Linked DNA regions of Homo sapiens: region 1 is linked to region 2. Evidence: chromatin contacts called from ENCODE Hi-C or POLR2A ChIA-PET data. All regions are on one chromosome and are shown on one strand. The core of a region is the stretch at or near the end of the contact, and the rest is flanking DNA. Distances in the headings are between cores, read along the strand shown. Region 1 overlaps MALT1 (MALT1 paracaspase). Region 2 holds the start of LINC03110 (long intergenic non-protein coding RNA 3110).

Region 1 (5,039 bases), core at 1,106-3,605, 34 kb after region 2:
CCCGTTCACGACCCTGGGACCCTGGCTCGAAGCACCCAAAGTTCTGCTGCTCAAGCTCCATTCACGAGCAGCCACCATACAAAGACCAGGCCTGCTATGTCTTTCACCAGCGTTGCCGCCTTCTCAGGGGTGTCAAGCAGGCCCTCTGGCTTACCGAGGCCAAGTTAATAAAATGCCTTCCTGAGAAAGTACTTGGCCTTGTTGATGATACAAGGAACCACATAGAGAACCAAGATGAGCGTCTTCTGAATTTGATCTCTCATGCCTGTCTCTGGCACTGTACTGAGTACGGCCCCAGGAGAGAGGCCTGCTGTCTGGTCATTGTGGACAGTCTGATAAAGTTGTGTAAGTCTCAGATTCTCAGGCATCCTTCTCTGGCCAGGCAGATTTGTGCCCAAAACTCCACGTTATCCACCACCTGGAATTGTGTCTGTTCTTCAGGGTCATGGTTCTAGTGGAGCCGGCTGAGTGCCAAGGATCCTCTGCCCCCGCCATCTCCTCCAGAGAAGAGGTTGAAGCTACTAAAAATCATGTTCTCGAGGCCTTCTGTCCCCTCTCCCCACTACTGATCTTCAGGAATGCAATGTTTCTGATGTGAAAGATGACACAGGATTCTGGGAGGGCTATCCTTACCCCTATCTCCATATCCTGCACTTCCTGGAGAAAGCCGATTTGCAACCACATAGCCTTCAACCAGATCAGCTGTGGGCCAAGATGATCCTGTTTGCTTTTGGCATTGCCCTGGCTCAGGCCCAGCTCCTCTGTGGCAATGACACCAAGATCTCGGAGCAGCCCGTGGTTGTGCAGAGTACATGCACAGACGGACGTGCATTCCATTTCCTGGTGTTACAGTAGAACACCACAGACCTGGCCTCTTAACAAGTGTGGCAAGAGTTTGGTCTGGGTGGAATCATGCCAGCTACTCTCTCAGCATTTTTGGTGTCTCCCAGTGATAAAAAAGAAGGTGGGACCGGGCCCAGTGGCTCGCACCTGTAATCCCAACACTGGGAGTCTGAGGTGGGTGGATCACGAGGTCAGGAGATCGAGACCATCCTGGCTAACGTGGTGAAACCCCGTCTTTACTAAAAATACAAAAAATTAGCTGGGCGTAGTGGCGGGCGCCTGTAGTCCCAGCTACTCTACTCAGGAGGCTGAGGCAGGAGAATGGCATGAACCCGGGAGGCGGAGCTTGCCGTGAGCCGAGATTGCGCCACTGCACTCCAGCCTGGGTGACAGAGCGAGACTCCGTCTCAAAAAAAAAAAACAACAAAAAATTAGCCAGGCATGGTGGCACGTGCCTGTAATCCCAGCTACTCAGGAGATGGAGGCAGGAGAATTGCTTGAACCTGGGAGATAGAGGTTGCAGTGAGCCAAGATCGCGCCACTGCACTCCAGTCTGGGCGACGGAGCGAGACTCCGTCTCAAAAAAAAAAAAAAAAAAAAAAAAAGAGGGTGGTTGTGGAATGCGTTGGGCTGACTGGTTTCCAGTGGGAGACATCCAGGAAGTTTTTAGCTCTGTATTTACATGGTGCTACGTGAGCCAAGGACCATTCTGAGGCCCGAAACCCACCTTTGCCTTCTCCCACTGAAGAGGGCCTGGGGTCCCCCTGGAGCCTCAGTGCTCATCTAGCCTGGTGGTCTCACTGACAATAAAGAGCCCTTGCATTGCAAAGGAAAAAAAAACTATTATAATTGTTTTGGGGTGCCACAAATTATGCCACTATAAGAAGTTGAGCTTAATTGATAAATGTCATGTGTATTCCAACTGCTCCACCGACTGGCCATTCCTCTCTCTCTCTCTCTCTCTCTCTCTCTCACTCTCTCCCTCCCTCCCTCCCTCCCTCCCTGTCCCTCTTCCTCTCCCACCTCCCCACTCCCTCTTTGGGCCTCCCTATTCCCTGAGACACAACAATATTGAAATTAAGCTGATTAATAACCCTACAATCGTCTCTAAGTGTTCAAGTGAAAGAACAGTGACACACAACAATATTGAAATTAGGCTGATTAATAACCCTACAGTGATCTCTAAGTGTTCAGGTGAAAGGAAGAGTCACATGTCTCTCACTTTAAATCAAAAGCTAGAATTGATTTTACTTAATGAGGAAGGCATATCAAAAGCTGAGATAGGCTGAAAAGCTAGGCCTCTTGTGCCAGTTAACCAAGTTGCGAATGCAGAAGAAAAGTTCTTGAAGGTAATTAAAAATGCTACTTCAGTGAACACACGAATGATAAGAAAGCAAAACAGCCTTATTGCTGAGATGGAGAAAGTTATAGTAGTCTGGATAGATCAAACCAGCCACAGCATGCCCCTAAGCCAAAGCCTAATCCAGAGTGAGGCCCTAACTCGCCTCATTTCTGTGAAGACAGAGAGGTGAGGAAGCTGCGGAAGAAAAGTTGGTTCATGAGGTTTAAGGAAATAAGCTGTCTCTGTAACATAAAAGTGCAAAGTGAAGCAGCAAGTACTAGTGGAGAAGCTGCAGCAAGTCATCCAGAAGATCTAGCTAATGCCAGGCATGGTGGCTCGTAATTGATCATGGTGTCTATAATCCCACCACTCTGGGAGGCCAGGGCAGGAGGATTGCTTGAGCTTAGGAGTTTGATACCAGCCTGGGCAACATGGTGAAACCCCGTCTTTGCAAAAAATACAAAAAATTAGCCAGGCACAGTGGCACCTGCCTGTAGTCCCAGCCACTCGGGAGGCTGAGGTGGGAGAATTGCTTACACCTGGAAGGCGGAGGTTGCAGTGAGCGAGATCATGACACTGCACTCCAGCCTAGGTAACAGAGACAGACCTTGTCTCAAAACAAAAAAGCAATAAAAGATCTAGCTAAGATAATTAAAGAAAATGGCTATAATAAACAGATTTTTCAGTGTAGATGAAACAGCCTTCTATTGGAAGAAGATGTCATCTAGAACTTTGATAGCTAGAGAGAAGTCAGTGCCTGGCTGACTCTTGTTAGGGGCCAATGCAGCTGACAACTTTACGTTGAAGCCAGTGCCCATTTACCATTCTGAAAATCCTAGGGCCCTTAAGAATGATGCTAAGAAACTGCAAAGTTTTTGTCCTGAGTAACCAGATGGATGGTGGTAGGCAGTAAGACTGGTTTACCATCTTTGAGATGGGGAAACTGTGGGGACTGGCAGAGGAGTAGATTTTGTGTCAGAAGGGATTTGGGACATATAAAATTGGTGGTGGCTATAGGACATTCAAATTTAAAGCCAGGATAGCCAAAACTCCTATATTTTTTAGATTTATTACTTGTTCTCTTTTGTCATTGTTGCAACTTTTTCCTGTCACATCGAAACTTGGGAAATCAGAATCTTTGTATTTTAAAGTTGTGATGTAAAACTCTCCTGGCAGATGAATGGTAAATGTGGGGACATTAAAATACAGTGTTATGAATTTGCTGGCTTCAGCAAGAGTGCTTATCCCATTTTCCACCTTTCCTACCAACATGTATCACAGATTTCAGAAAAATTCTGAACTTCATCCGTCCTGTACTAACTTGGCCTCGACATAAAGGATTAATGAATATGAATGTCCTCCCTTGGCAAGAGTTTAAAATTCTGAGAGGCTCTACTATATTTACTAAAGATTTTCTAGGGCTTCTCGAGGCCCTCAAATGTGCTAGGTATACAATAAATATTTACTCATTTTTAATTTTGCTTTTATTTAGTATCTTTGTGCTGTGACTTTCATGAACATTATTTTTTTTCCTAGAAAGTTTAGTACCTTTGATGTATTAAGATTACTGTTATTTACACTGTTTCCTTTTTACTTGTAATCTTGTTTTGTTTCTTTGCATTGGTGGGTGGTAGAAGAAAAAGACACTGTTATGAGGTCACATTCAGTATAGACAAGGAAAGAAAATAAAAGTAGGTGCAGGAAATTAAGTTTTATAAGTTTTAATTATCTTTTTCTTTACTTCCTAAAAGCCAGCTAACCCAGTTTTATTAATTACAACTTTTGCAAATGTAAGCTTTTCTAGCTTTGGTTTCTTTTATGTCAGTTATCTATTGCTGCATTAATAAATTACCCCCAAGTCAGAAGTGAAAAACAACAACTGTTTATTATCTCACACAGTTTCTGAGGCTAGTAGTCCAGAAGTGGCTTAGCTGGGTAGTCCTGGCTGAGGGTCTCTCGTGAGGCAGCAGTCAGACTGTCAGCCAGGTCTGCAGTCATCTGAAGGTTTCCCCAGGGTTGGAGGATCTTCTCAGATGGCTCTCTCACAGGTGTTGTCAAGAGACCTCATTTCCTCACTGGCTGTGGCGGGAGATCTGTTTCTTTCTGTAGAGATATGGTTTGGCTGTATTCCCACCCAAATCTTATCTTGAATTCCCATGTGTTGTGGGAGGGACCTGGTGGGAGGTAATTGAATCATGGGGGCAGGTCTTTCTCTGCTGTTCTTGTGATAGTGAATAAGTCTTATGAGATCTGATGGTTTTATAAAGGGGAGGTTCCCTGCCCGCACCTTCTTCTCGTTTGTCTGCCGCCATGTGAGACATGCCTTTCACCTTCCACCATGATTGTGAGTCCTCCCTAGCCACGTAGAACTGTAAGTCTATTAAACCTCTTTCTTTTGTAAATTGCCCAGTCGTGGGTATGCCTTTATCAGGAGTGTGAAACAGACTAATACTCTTACCACTTGAGCCTCTCTGCAGGGCTACCTGAATGGCCTCCTGCCACAGTCATGTGCTTCCCTGGGGCGAGTGAGTGAGAGAGAGGCAAGAGAAGGAGTTGGGGGTGTTCCATTATTGACTAGGATTTTCTTCCAAATTCCTGTCAAAAGTCTTCCAAGCTTAGATGTTGGCAGTTATTCCTCAAATGAGGAATGTTTGTGTCACAGGTATATCAAATATATATCTCACTGCTCTGTTTCTGTGTCTTTCTCTTCCAAAATCATTTTCATTTCAATACTAAATAATAATGCAGTCATTTGAAGACGTTTTCAATGGTGTTGTCTTTGTCCATTGCATGCTTCCATAATACAGTACCACAGACTGGGTAATTTTTAAAGAACAGACATTTATTTCTCACA
Region 2 (5,333 bases), core at 1,629-4,128:
AGCCATAAATAATCTAAAGTTCCTAAGAGCTGAAGAAGAAGGAAATGGCCATCCAAAATAGAGCTGTACTTGCCCCAGCTAGGGAAATTAGGAACGAGAGATACCCAGTGATGAGGGTTGGGTCTTTGAAGAAGTGTCTATTAATATGGCCACCAGAGAGCTCTAAACATCTGCCAAGTTTCTAGAGCCCCCTGTTAGCTCAACATAACAGTACCAGCCAGGTAAGCATTCCTTGTACCCCATACCTCTTCTCCCTTCCTGCAGTTTATGCTTGCAGGGTCAGAAACCACACTTGGCAAACTGCAGAAGAAAAGGTAAAAGCAGGCCGGGCGTGGTGGCTCATGCCTGTAATCCCAGCACTTTGGGAGGCCAAGGTGGGCGGATCACGAGGTCAAGAGATCGAGACCATCCTGGCCAACATGGTGAAACCCCGTCTCTACTAAAAATACAAAAAATTAGCCGGGCGTGGTGGCAGGCACCTGTAATCCCAGCTACTTGGGAGGCTGAGGCAGGAGAATCACTTGAACCTGGGAGGTGGAGGTTGCAGTGAGCCAAGATGGCACCATTGCACTCCAGCCTGGGCAAAAAGAGTGAAACTCCGTCTCAGAAAGAAAAAAAAAAGGTAAAAGCATTAGATGGAATCACATGGAAACAGCCTACCTCCTTCCTTCCTCACTGCAGGCTTCTCATCTGAGCTCGGGAAAGGAGGAGCCTCCTAGATTTGATTATGTGATGATTACCCAAGATTGGACATTTTAATTACTAATTGCAAGACCTTTTTATTGCACATGAATAAATGGAATAGTCATATTGTCCCAAATTTAATCGAGGGTGGGACAAAGACTAATTCCACAGAATACATTTAAAGCAATAGTGGGAGTTAAAAGTAAAATTGCATTATAATTAGACCCTCCAAGTCCTGCCTGTTTAACTTAAGGTTGCTCACACTACTGAGGCGAGATAGAAAAGTAGTTGGTGAATTTCAATTGGAAAAGTGTAGCCATGGGAAGGAACCTAGGAGTCTCATCTCTCTCCTGAAGTTAATCTGCCCAATGTCTCAAAGGCCTCAAGAACTGTTCTCAGGGAAGTATTAGAATGCAAATAAAACCACCATTCTACTTTTGACTAGAAATCCTCTGGTGGTTGCCTGAGATGGGGAGGTATTGTTTAATGGGTATAGAGTTTCAGTTGGGGAAGATGAAAAAGTTCTGGAGATGAATGGTGATGTCACAACAATGTGAATGTACTTAATGCCACTAAATTGCACGCTAAAAAATGTTAAAATGGAAAATCTTATGTATTGTATATTTCATCACAATAAAAAAATAGCATAGGATGATTGTTTATCCACTGGGAAAATAAAATAAAATAATCATTATTACCTCTAAAACCAAAATAAAACCCTGATGGATGCTTTGCCAGTTAAAGCATCTTCAGAAAGATGACAAGAAGTTAGACACTGTATCCACAGGAACAATTTGGCTTAGGCAGAAAAGGGAGATTTGTAGGCTCACCCAACTGAACTGCAGGAAAGGTGGGTATGAGCTGGACCTCAGGACTGACCACACCTGGGACTGGAACACCACCCGCCCTTTCTCTGTCTCTTGTTTCTGCTTCTCTCAGTGCACCAGCCACTCTCTCCCACCACAGACTGGCTTCTTCTGCACAGCCTGTGGGACATGGCCACCGAACAGCTCAGACTCATACCTCACAGGTTTGCCACCTGAGCAAACCCAAGATCTTCCATCTGGTTGAAGGTCAGAAGTCTCAGGACTGAATTTGGGGAACATGCCTATCTGTAGCCAATCACTGAGTTAGGGAAGCAGATCAGTCAGAAACTGGGGGATCCCATTAAACCACACTGTGGAAAGCAGTATTCCTGAGAACAGAGTGCTACTCCACTCTAGGCAGACAAAGCAGTAGCCACCAGCTATCTGCACAGTCCTTCCCTTCTCTGGAACAGATCCCAAACAGTGCTGGGAAGACCTCAGCAGCACAGTTGGACCACCTATGTGCTCCTTCCGCCCTCATTACTTGTACATCCTGGATCCCTGGATTTCTTAGCTAATGCTGGGTTGGCAGAAATGAGGGGGAGGGGAGCAGTAGAATCCTGCCCTAAATTGCAGCCAGTCATCTGAGGTCATTTTTTCCTTGTCAATGCTATATCCCCAGAGGGTTGGACCCTTCTCTATTCTGTTATGCTTTATTCAGACAATTTCTAGAACAATGTTGGCCAGTATAGATGATTCCCGTCATTTTATCTCTACTACCTAGGTCCAAAGATTCCCCCCACAACCTTGTGAATCTCTGACTCAGTGTTATTAGTCTTAAAAACCCAGGTGCTGAACCAGACTATGCTGTGCTCCTCTTTGGAGTGAATCTTGGATTATCAAATAATCAAATAATGGCTAAGATCAGCCCTTGTTTCCCCATGTCCCTGCTTAGTGCCAGCTCTGTCTTCATCCCCTCCCAGGCTTGGCCACCCTTCTGCTGAGATGCACCCTAGCATGTTGCCCATAAAGGAATGTGAAAAAAGTATCTACACTTCTGAAGATAGTGTGCTCCACCCTTCAAAGCTTTAGGAAGATAAATTTAGACATAAAACAGGAAGTATTTCTCTGTGTGGCTAAGAGTGATCTAAGAGAAGTTATTTCCTCAAGATATTTTGAAGCTGTAGTGTGGGGAAACAGTTCTCAAACCCCAGTGTGGATCAGGATCACCTGGAGGGCTTACTAAGCTACATATTGTTGGGTCCACCCCAGAGTTTCGATTCAGTCGATCAGGGGATCAGAGGTGGGGCCTAAGAATTTGCATGTTTTTAACTCTTTTTTTTTTTTTTTTTTTTTGAGATGGAGTCTCGCTCTGTCACCCAGGCTGGAGTACAGTGGCAAGATCTCGACTCACTGCAACCTCTGCCTGCCGGGTTCAAGCAATTCTCCTGGCTCAGCCTCCCAAGTAGCTGGGATTACAGGTGCGTGCTGCCATACCCGGCTAATTTTTTATATTTTTGGTAGAGACAGGGTTTCGTCATGTTGGCCAGGCTGGTCTCAAACTCCTGACCTCAAGTGATCAGCCCACCTCAGCCTCCCAAAGTGCTGGGATTACAGGTGTGAGCCACCACACCCAGCCAGAATTTACATTTTTCAAAAGGTCCCTGATGTTGCTGAGGCAGGACCACACTTTAAGAACCACTATAGTAGAGGTTTAGGAAGAGACAGAGAAAAATCTCTCCAGGCTACAAGACTGTCTGATGCTGAAGGTCTTGGCCTAGGTCAGCTAAGGTGCTCTTTAGGGTTGATATTCTGTGATTGTTAAACAGGTGACTAAATATGTATCTGTGTCAAGCTACTCTTATTATCATTAAACAGTTCTTGACTGCTTACTTTATTAAAATATAAGAATTTCCAAGAGCTTCGGACCTCTGATCTATATATAACAGAACTTCATTAAGTATAACTCACTAAGTCACTTAGTGAAAAGCTTGAACTACAGAATAGTCTAACTAATTGCCCTTTCAAATAGGCATTTAACAATAATTTCAACTAGCCTCCTACAAAACTGTTTCACAGCAAAGCTTTCACTGATGTTTTTGCAAAATGAATTTAATTACTAATTATCATATAAGGATTAGCATATAGCTGATATGTAAATGTCTTAGGTATGATTTAAACTGTTGAGTCAACTGAACATGTACCTTCCTCTCCCACTTCCTCCAACAAATAAATCTTACTTGTATTTTAATTTAATACTGTGTCCATTCTTCTGAAATAGCTGTTTATTCTGAACATCTAATTTTAGACATATAACTAATATGGTACAATTTTCAACTGCCGGTTATTTAAATGCTGCCCCCTCCCTGACACAAATAAATCTTATTTACATATTATTTGCTTCATAAGTATTCCACCATCCTGCAGTCACTGTGATCATTGTCCCCAGCTAGTCTTTGATCTGTGATAATTGTCCACAGGTAGTCTTTGATCATATGTTCTCCTGTCTGGAGGAACTAATATGTCCTTCCAACTCTGCCCAGCCTTCAGGTACAATTTAGGCCCCTACTTTTCTCTTAGGCTTTCTTCAGCCACTGTAACTTTTTTAAGTTTCTCCCTTATCCAAAGTCCCTTACTACTTAGAACCTCGGAAGTAAAGGGACCTCAGAGAACATCCAGTCCACGCTGCCCTCTGTTTAAATGTGTCTACAGTGTACCACACCAAGGAACTCCCACACTCTGAATGAACAGCCCAGTGATCAGGAGCTTTGAATCAATTCTTGGCACCTAACAGTTTGTGAAGAGTCTGCTAAACTCCCTCTATCAGAAATCCCAGAGGACTGAGAACAGGTCATCCTTGGAGGTATGTAATACAGTATTTAACCACCTTTCTACCTGAGTGTGCTTACCTGCAAAGGGTAATGTCGATATTAACCGAGAATGATCATGGTTGTCACATTTAAACTAATAATAATAAAGTACACAATTTATTATGCAGAAAGAATCATGCCTTCATAATCAGTCTTCACAAAGATTCCTTTAACTCTCTGCACCCACCATTCCTAATCCTGGAAAATTATTTCTCTTTGCTCTTTGCTCATCCATAGGCTCTTTGACAAAAGTCTCCAGAAAACTACTGAACTACACACATCAACAATAAAGAAGTCCTAATGTCCAAAACCTTGCTTGTCACTTTTTTGTTTGTATAATTTATCTCCACAACTAGATCATAGGCTTCTAGAAAACATGAGTTCTGTTTTAAATTTTGTGCCCCTTGGCAGCTGTATCTGAATGGAGTCAGGATCTGGAAGCCCAAGTCTCCTTGTCAATGTCTGCTTGGTTCCCAAGGACACCTGTAAATGGAAGAGGGGCATAGTACACAGAAGACATTGCTGGCAAGTGTGGTCTCTTTACGATCAGGTGAGTCATCTGCTGAAATCTTTATAATAGACTTCTACCTTGATGGAATGGGTTGGACTAACGAGGAACCACCATTACTCCAAGGCCCAGAGCAGAGCTGGGCCATCAACTGTCTCCACACTTCCTGTCTTCTAGGTGCCACCCTGATCCCTCATTGCCTTTCAGCTGCATGTCTAAATCCCCACCCCACCCCTCATCTAGTTGGCTTTGATTCCAAGGACCTAGGACTGGAGTAGGGCTTTCACAAATAAGACAGCAGGAATGTAATGCAACCTAATGAGCAGACTAAGAAAGCATCTATACAGAAGAACAGACATACAAATACCAAGGCAGATAAGAGTGACAAAAGACAAAAAAAAAAAAAAAAAAAAGAGAGAGAGAGAGAAAAAGCTGAAGCCGGTCAGAATTCATCAGGGGATGGTG

What was found. A loop is a pair of places that touch in the nucleus more often than their neighbours do. ChIA-PET counts read pairs that join two places held with the same protein, here RNA polymerase II (POLR2A). Pooled maps may share reads with other maps.
Region 1: a loop to region 2 is called in a map of CD4-positive, alpha-beta T cell, with 2.2 times the contacts of the local background. The contact joins the enhancer-like site here to the promoter of LINC03110 in region 2. A Hi-C loop is called at or near these places in 4 of 168 maps with a recorded cell type or tissue (CD4-positive, alpha-beta T cell, naive thymus-derived CD4-positive, alpha-beta T cell and transverse colon) and 10 of 50 pooled maps. POLR2A ChIA-PET finds 5 or more read pairs at or near these places in 16 of 52 experiments (CD4-positive, alpha-beta T cell, CD4-positive, alpha-beta memory T cell, CD8-positive, alpha-beta memory T cell and 11 more).

The regions. Positions count from the first base shown.
Region 1 is chr18:58,690,621-58,695,659 of GRCh38, forward strand. The region is part of intron 2 of MALT1 (MALT1 paracaspase); the gene reads left to right. The region is part of intron 2 of LOC105372146 (a long non-coding RNA gene); the gene reads right to left. It also overlaps the pseudogene MRPL37P1. Among named protein-coding and RNA genes, the nearest start is that of MALT1-AS1, 21 kb to the left of the region's middle. Within about 2 kb of position 2,356, at least 3 of the 41 ENCODE cell types and tissues checked have a DNase peak (open chromatin) inside an H3K27ac peak, as active enhancers do; they include CD4-positive, alpha-beta T cell, where a contact is called at or near this core.
Region 2 is chr18:58,655,661-58,660,993 of GRCh38, forward strand. It overlaps LINC03110 (long intergenic non-protein coding RNA 3110), which reads left to right and starts at 2,879. Exons shown (of 4, transcript NR_187442.1): 1 at 2,879-2,971; 2 at 4,203-4,353; 3 at 4,772-4,910.